Linked DNA regions of Mus musculus: all the other regions are linked to region 3. Evidence: chromatin loops called from intact Hi-C (ENCODE). Cell type or tissue: heart. All regions are shown on one strand.

Region 1 (2,500 bases), 110 kb after region 3:
GGGAATAACAAAGGTAAGGACTGTCTAACATCACCACAGCCTCTCCCCAACCAGACATTTATAAACTGTGACCAAGAAATCTATAGGAAAGTACAAGGCTCTCAAAGGAACTAGAACACACCCTGCCCTCTTCCATCCACAGCCAAGACAGGCTCTGGGCAGCATGGTAAGTAGAGCCTTCACTCCCAGATCAGGTGGCCCTTCCCAGAGCATGCAAGCCAATGACGAACAGCTACATCTGAGCCCTAAATGGTCACAGACACATGTGGGGTTTCCAGTGCCCTGGCAGCAAGCACAGAAGCTGTGGAGAGTTTATTACGGCTTTCCCCTTGGATGGAGGAAAGAATACTCTATAACCAAACTGGGAATATATGTGTATTAAATGGTACCCTACAGACTAAATGACTATTTTCCTCTTTATACTTATTTTTCTTTTCTCCAAACTTCAACAGAAACAATTTTATACCTGAAAAAAATGCACACATCACAACAGTTATTAAGACAACTATGGAAAGCAAGCTCCCTGCTTGGGCTTTCAGGCAGAGGGGCTGAAGACCAACGAGACAGTTTCAGCAGCAGTCAAGATTTTCGTTAGAGCCCACAGAGAAAGACCATGGCTTTATCATGGGCTTGACCACAGAAGCCTGGACAGTAACTGAAGACCCAGCACTGCCACAGCCAGCAGTCACTAAATGGAGATTTCCAGAAGAATGCCAGCTAGCAGCTCACAGTGAACTTGCTTCCCTGGGGGATCTATTTACATTCTGTTTGGAGGTAGAAAGGGACAGAGGGACAGAGAAGAAGTGGGAAGAGGGCAAGAAAATGGGGGCTTGGGTTTTGAAGAACTCTTACACAAAGGTGCTCAAAGCACCTAGGGTTTTGTTCAGAGATTCAAACCCTGACACACAGTTAGCGTCAAAGAACAAAGGTTACCAAGGCTTGTTTTGAGTACACACCTGGTGGCTTCAGCCTGAAAAAAAGGGTGAAGAGTTAACTGTCTGGAGGATGGGAAGGGGTCTGAGGAGGACTGCCGTGGCGGCCCTGTACTGCCATCTGCTGGCCACATGACTTCTGCCAAGTCTAAGCTCTGGCTGTGTAAAGCAGGTAGAACTGGGCTGTGAGCAGCATAAATGCAAGAAATGCAACACCAAGCACCTGGACAGAGAGCCTGGCTACACAGCATGGCTGCCAGGACGGGTGAACAGGCGAAAGGTGAAAGAGGAAGGGAGCAACTGCAGCCCAGCCAATGGTTTTAAAGAAAGAGCTCTGATCTGCTCTGTACACCCTGAATAGGTTTTCCTGGAAGCTCTGATAACCCTTCTTTATCTCTTCTGTCTCATGCCCCTGTCAAGTTACAGCTCTTTTTACACTGCATTTCCTACTACACATCTGCCCGCTCTGTAAGTAGAATGGTGTCCTGCAATGCCACACACAGGAGCTCAGATACCTCCACCAGCATCCATCCACAGGTCACCCCTAGCTTCAGGGCACAGAAGCATCTTTGACATTCATCTTACCTCAGCTTACAAGCACTTACCAGGTAACAGGTGCCAGGGCCTGGGTGGGCACTGGCATCTTGTGGGAGGCCTGAGAACTTCTAACTCCCCGAAAGGACTAACAAGGTTTCCGCCGCCAGACAGGCTCCAGGAACACAGACTGGAGCTCCATAGTGGAGTTCTGTTTCTTTTCCAGTTTTTTTTTTTAATACTAATACAAATAGAAAAACTAGAGAAATGTAAAAGGGTAAATGAAAGATACAAAAAAAGTACCCACAATCCTATCTCCCAGTGGGTCTGTTCTCCCATATAGACCATGAGAGACTCACAAAAAACCTACTTCTTTCTGTTTTCTACATTTTGGAGGGTGGTGGGAATCTCTTGGCCATGACATCATGGTCACCTGGCCCCAGAATGATACCAGCCTACCAGCTGGGGAAGGAGAGGGTTTTCTTCAAAAAGCTATCCACAGAGTATGATAAAAGTACCAGAGCCCCTGTCTCACTAAATAAAGAGGTTACGGGCTCTGTGGTAGAGTCCTCATCAGACCTGGGTCTCAACTCCTCTTCCTCTGAGCAAGAAACAGGCCTCACTCCGATTAACAGCTGCCTCATTGTAGACCTCATGCTACCTGCGGGCCAGGGAACTACATAGTGTATTCCCATATCCAGACCCACATAGGATCTAACCAAAGCCACTTCTAGTGCAGATGTCCTGACAGCACGTCACCAAGAGGCCATTCCAAGGAATCGGAGCAGCCAGGGATAAAGACGGATTTTAAAAACCACCACCACACATGCACACGCTCCCTGAGCTTCCTCAAGGATCCTGGGCACAGCTACTGAGGCAGCAGTGGTACTCCAAACACTTTAGTTCAGAGGAGTGTTCACTTCAAGGATTCTACTCATTCCCAGTCCCTAAGCACTCAGTAAAGAACCCCTGCTTTCTACTTCACAGGCCAGTGTTTCCTCCTCCTTCCACACGAGAGCTTGTAACACTCCTTT
Region 2 (2,500 bases), 78 kb after region 3:
GGCTTTTAAGCAGTCTGTAAGTGCACATGGGGTAGAAATGGGGTAGATCCTGATGGTTCCTGGAACCTGTTTGTGTTCTGTAGGTGGCTTTTGCTAAGTTTCAGGGGACACCTAGTCTGAGTCCCAAGTTGTACTAACAATTATTTGTTATTATAACAGTTAAGATTTACATATTTCTTCACATTGGTCAAGAACAAAACTGCTATGCATATGCCACTTCTTGAAGATGTTTATACTCTCAAGGGTAAACACTAAAATGTCTATATGAAAAGTCAACTTAGGATTCACCTAATGGGGACTTTTGGTTCCTGAGAAGGACACCTACGTGGCCAGTGCAGACAGAATTCTACCAGAAGTTGGCTATGATGATGTTACTTCTGAGAATATCAGTTTCTGGAAAGCAGCCATGACTTGGATAGTCATGGTCTTACTACAGAGCTGCCTAGGTCCCTGGCAGCTTCATCTCTGTAGCCCATTGGAGAATGAACCCGCCAAGGATTTAGAACCATTTTGAAATAATACAGTTTGGGCTGCCACTGGAAGAAGGGACACTCTGTGTGACAGGATGTTCAGGGGAGCCAGGGTTCCTGGGACATGGTAGGGCAGCTGACCAGGGTACCTGGAAAGCTCCTGGCTAGTCCTTCCGTAGCCAGCACGGAGGGAAAGCAGTTCTAACTAGGCAGCTTGACTTGTAACAAGCTCAGGTGTCATGACTCTGGCCCTGCTTCTGTGCTATGTTCCTGCCTTTATCCTCAATCTGAAGGTTGGGTTTTGTTTAGTGCAGTGGATAAGATGTCCAAGGGATGGGAAGGCATTTGCGGAGGATGTCTTTGCCTCTTGCCTACTTGGGTAAGTTGTCTGTTGTTCCTGCCCTTATTACACTGCTTCCTTGTCCAGGTGGGCCCCATGAGGCTGCCTACAAGCCAGCATCCTGCCATGAGAGATGATCAGAGGAGCACACTTATCACAGCAGTGGGCTGCACAGTAGAGCTTCCCGCTTGGTTGGTGGTATGGGCTGTATGACATTGGCCATCAAGGGCAGCTCTGGTGTGGGATGTTCTAAAGGGAAGCTTTTGGTAGCCCTGGTGTTAAAGGAAGTAGGGCAGTCCTAGAGAGTGGTATCTTCTCAAGAGATACTTGTTCCCACCTCCTCTGTCAAGTGACTAGAAGCTGGGACTGCTTGAGCACTTCTTTAGTTTTGGTAGACTAGGCGCTGTGAGGGCACGGCCCCTGTGCTATCTGCCATATTGAACAAGGTGGTAGCAATGGCTGCACCTACTAACCTCTCCCTCTGCACAAGGCCAATGCTCAGAGTGAGTTGCTTTTCGCTACTTAAGAGACCTGTATATAGAAGCAACCTTGTTTAGGAACAGCTGGGGCTAGCTGAGGCAAGATCCAGTACACTACCGTAGCAGTTACTACCCTGGGCAAACTCAAGCTCCCTCTGCTGGCCAGGGAGGTGCTGCTGCTGGGCAGGTTTCGAGGACTGGTGGGACCTTTGAGCCAAAGATGCTTAAGTAGTGTGCATAAGGTGCTAGGCCAGCCTCCTACAGGCTGTAACTGGTAAACATGGCTCCCACCGGTGGCCTGAGGAGAGTAGGTGACAAGTAGAAGCCATGGCATCTTGGCACACCGATTCTGAAGCTTGGTAAGGTAACCTTGGTATCTTGCCACCTTTACTCAGTAGTGCCCCACTCCTGTGCCATCAGAGGCCATCGCCCTGGGCATGGGTGCTGTTAACACCCTCCCCCACTCCTGTGCCTAAGACCATCAGAAAACAATGTTTACATAATGATTTATAACTACCAAATTACAGTTATGAAGTAGCAATGAAGGTTGATGGTTTTAGGGGTACCACAGCATGAACTGTCTATAGGAAGAGTGAGAACTGACTTAAGAGTTCCTGTGATTAAGGCACAGAGCTGGAGCCACACACCATGTATTCCTGTTATTTCTACTCAGTCTCCCAGTAGGAAACCGTGGGGCTTAAGGCTCAAGAGTTTCAGAGGCCCCTCTCCCCCTTGGCCTCTTTGAAGGTTTTGTATTCCTTGCTTAAAAACTGTCTCCTACTGCCATGCCACATGACCTGATATCATCTCAGCCTTTCCTTCTCTTTCCCACCTACCCTTCCTCCGGCACCTTGTTAACACACAGCAGAGCCATGTCTTAGTTCATAGGTGCTTCCCAAGCTGGGGCCAGAGTGCTTGGCCATGTGGTCTCTGGTAGTGTCAAAACCTTGGTTTATGTTCTGTGGTGTGAGGAGACATTTCCCAAGATTCCTGTGACAGCAGGAGTGCCACCTACCACCCCAGGTTGCTCTGTAATGCAGAGCAGTGTGGAAATCTCACCTTCCAGTCCCCCTTACCCCATAGGATGTATAGTGGCATCCAAGGGTCAGATGTCCCTTGCCAAGTTCAGCCAGTCAGATTTGTTAGGATTTAGAGGATAACAGGTTAGGTGGGGGACCTATTGCCTGGTAGAAGTTTAACAAGACTAGATG
Region 3 (2,500 bases):
TACAGCCAAGTCCGCACACTTCTCTTGCACACTCACATCCCCTATCCCAGAATCATTGCAGGGAGCACCGTTCCAGGGAGCACCATTCCAGGGAGCACCATCTTCCGTGCTTGGATTCTGGCTTGTGTAACTCAGGTATGACCTCAGTGTAATTGTGAGATAGCATCCCAAAAATCCCAAGTAAGAAACATCCTATTAACAGATGGAGAGGGGTGGTGCTCCCTAACGTCTAAGTTTGATTTCTTGGTAATAATACCATTATACCTTGAATAGGGTGGCATCTCAAGGCAGTTTTAATTTGCATTTCTCTGCCTGCTAATGATGTTGAACACTTTAAAGAATGTTATTAACCAAGGTTTTTGGTTTTGTTTTTTTGTAATCTCATTTTTTTTAAGGTTTATTTATTTATTATATGTAAGTACATTGTAGCTGTCTTCAGGGCGTCAGATCTTGTTACAGATGGTTGTGAGCCACCATGTGGTTGCTGGGATTTGAACTTTAGACCTTCGGAAGAGCAGTCGGGTGCTCTTACCCACTGAGCCATCTCACCAGCCTTTTTTTTTTTTTTAAGATTTATTTATTATTATATAAGTACACTGTAGCTGTCTTCAGACACACCAGAAGAGGGCGTCAGATCTCATTACAGATGGTTGTGAGCCACTATGAGGTTGCTGGGATTTGAACTCAGGACCTTCGGAAGAACAGTCAGTGCTCTTACCCACTAAGCCATCTCTCCAACGGTTTTGTTTTTTAATGATTGATTTAATAAAAAAAAAAAAAAAAACTCACATGTCCTTCTTGCTTGCTATGGGCTAAATTGTACCTCCCCCAGCCCACTCACACCCCGTACACCTCACATGAATGCCATTTCACTTGGAGATGGGACCTTTAACAAGGCAATTAGGAATAACTGATAATAGGGCGTGCCTTCTCATGGCTGGTGTCCTTTTGGGAGGAGATTAGAACACAGGCACACAGGGGAAGAAGACAACCAGAGAGCCCCTATGACGCCTCGATGTCAGATGGCCAGCCCCTAGGCCAGGAGAAGTCTGATGTTTAAACTGCCTGGCCTGTGACGCTTGCTCTCATCCTTTCCCACCACATATAGCTGTCTGCCACCAGAGGGCAGCAGGCATATGCCCAGCTGCAGTGCTTGAAGCCTTCCTGGCAGATTGTACCACTTCGGAAGGCAAGACTGCCTGCCCGGGAAAGCCTGGAAAGACTAGAAGACTCTTGGCTTTAAGATCCCTGCTTAATGTAGCCCGTGGTCCAACCAGGCCCCAAGTCTAAGGACTTACAGCAATGCATGCTCAGTGTCCTGGGAGTGGTAAGTTAATATGAAGGGTGACATCACACTCAGAAGTCACTCCAACTGTACATGCACAGTTGACTCCAAGAAGCTTCTGGAAAGTGAAACTTGAGAGTCAAGCAGTACAAAGCGATCAGTATGATGCTATGTCTCCTATTCTCTTTGACCAACTGGAGGATCAGATGACCCAGATTTACGTGAGGACAGTTGGCCTCTTGGAACGCACGATGCTGAAAACAAGAAATACTGGAGAGAGTGAGAGTGTTACTGCAACCGTTGCTGAAATTTGAATGTGGAATGTGGACTAGCGAATTATATCAAAGCAGATTTAAAACTCCTTATCTTGATCACTGTATTTAGGACATGTGAAAGCTGTCCTTTGGAAACACACTGGGTTGGGAATAAAAAGGTAGGGATGGAGTTTAGACACATACAAATAGATTCATAGACTAACAAGGCAAGTCAGCCAACGTGTAAAGAGATGATGGGTTTGGTCAGGGGTACAGAGGGAGCCCCTCACTTCTTCCCTCAAGTTTTCTGTAAGTTTAACATTATAACAAAAGACAAAATTACAACCTCAGATCCCAAGAACTTCAGGAAAATTGTGATGATAACAAATAGATGTATAATTATACATATATGCATATATATTATTTGAGAATTTCATATATATGTATATATATATATATATATATATAGACAATGTATTTTGATTTTATGTAACCCTCACACCTCCTTCACCTCCTCCCAGGTCCCTTCCAAGACTCCCTCCCAACTTATGTCTTCTTTTTACCTTTTAAAATATTTATTTATTTTATTTTATTGTGTGGGTGTTTTACCTGTATGTATGTATGTATGTATGTATGCATGCATGCATGTATGTATGTATGTGTATATGTTTGTATGTGCCCCATGTACATATTTCATGCTCATGGAAATCAAAAGAAGGTGTCAGATCCCCTGGAATTGGAGTTATGTGGGTGCTGGGAACTGAACCCAGGTCCTCTGTAAAAACTACAAGTGTTCTTACCCACTGAGCCATCTCTCCAGCTCTCTTTCCTCCTCCTCCTCTCTTCCTCCTCTCCTCCTTTTCCCCTCCTCCTCCTCTTCCTCCTCCTCCTCCTTCTATAAACAAATAATGCATCAAGTCTATCAATGCTGCTTATATAATATGGATGAGGAACCATCCAC

What was found. Peaks named below come from ENCODE experiments on the same cell type or tissue, not always from the same donor. Only the 100,000 strongest peaks of a DNase experiment are listed, where the experiment ranks them.
Region 1: it touches region 3 in a loop (5-fold over the local background); 14 of 42 quality-filtered maps call a loop at or near these places.
Region 2: a loop joins it to region 3, with 5 times the contacts of the local background. A loop is called at or near these places in 4 of 42 quality-filtered maps.

Annotation. Positions count from the first base shown.
Region 1 is chr2:143,979,929-143,982,428 of GRCm38, forward strand. All of the region lies in intron 2 of Rrbp1 (ribosome binding protein 1), which reads right to left. Among named protein-coding and RNA genes, the nearest start is that of Rrbp1, 30 kb to the right of the region's middle. In heart, a CTCF peak has its summit at 1,058 (motif pointing left); no DNase peak of the experiment used is centred here.
Region 2 is chr2:143,944,423-143,946,922 of GRCm38, forward strand. No RefSeq gene overlaps it. Among named protein-coding and RNA genes, the nearest start is that of Gm33804, 5.6 kb to the left of the region's middle. In heart, a CTCF peak has its summit at 1,444 (motif pointing left); a DNase peak (open chromatin) is centred at 1,269; H3K27ac peaks cover 874 bases.
Region 3 is chr2:143,866,366-143,868,865 of GRCm38, forward strand. All of the region lies in intron 2 of Gm33648 (a long non-coding RNA gene), which reads left to right. It also overlaps a transcript of Bfsp1 not described here. Among named protein-coding and RNA genes, the nearest start is that of Gm33648, 4.3 kb to the left of the region's middle. In heart, a CTCF peak has its summit at 1,129 (motif pointing right); a DNase peak (open chromatin) is centred at 1,156; H3K4me3 peaks cover 349 bases; H3K27ac peaks cover 668 bases.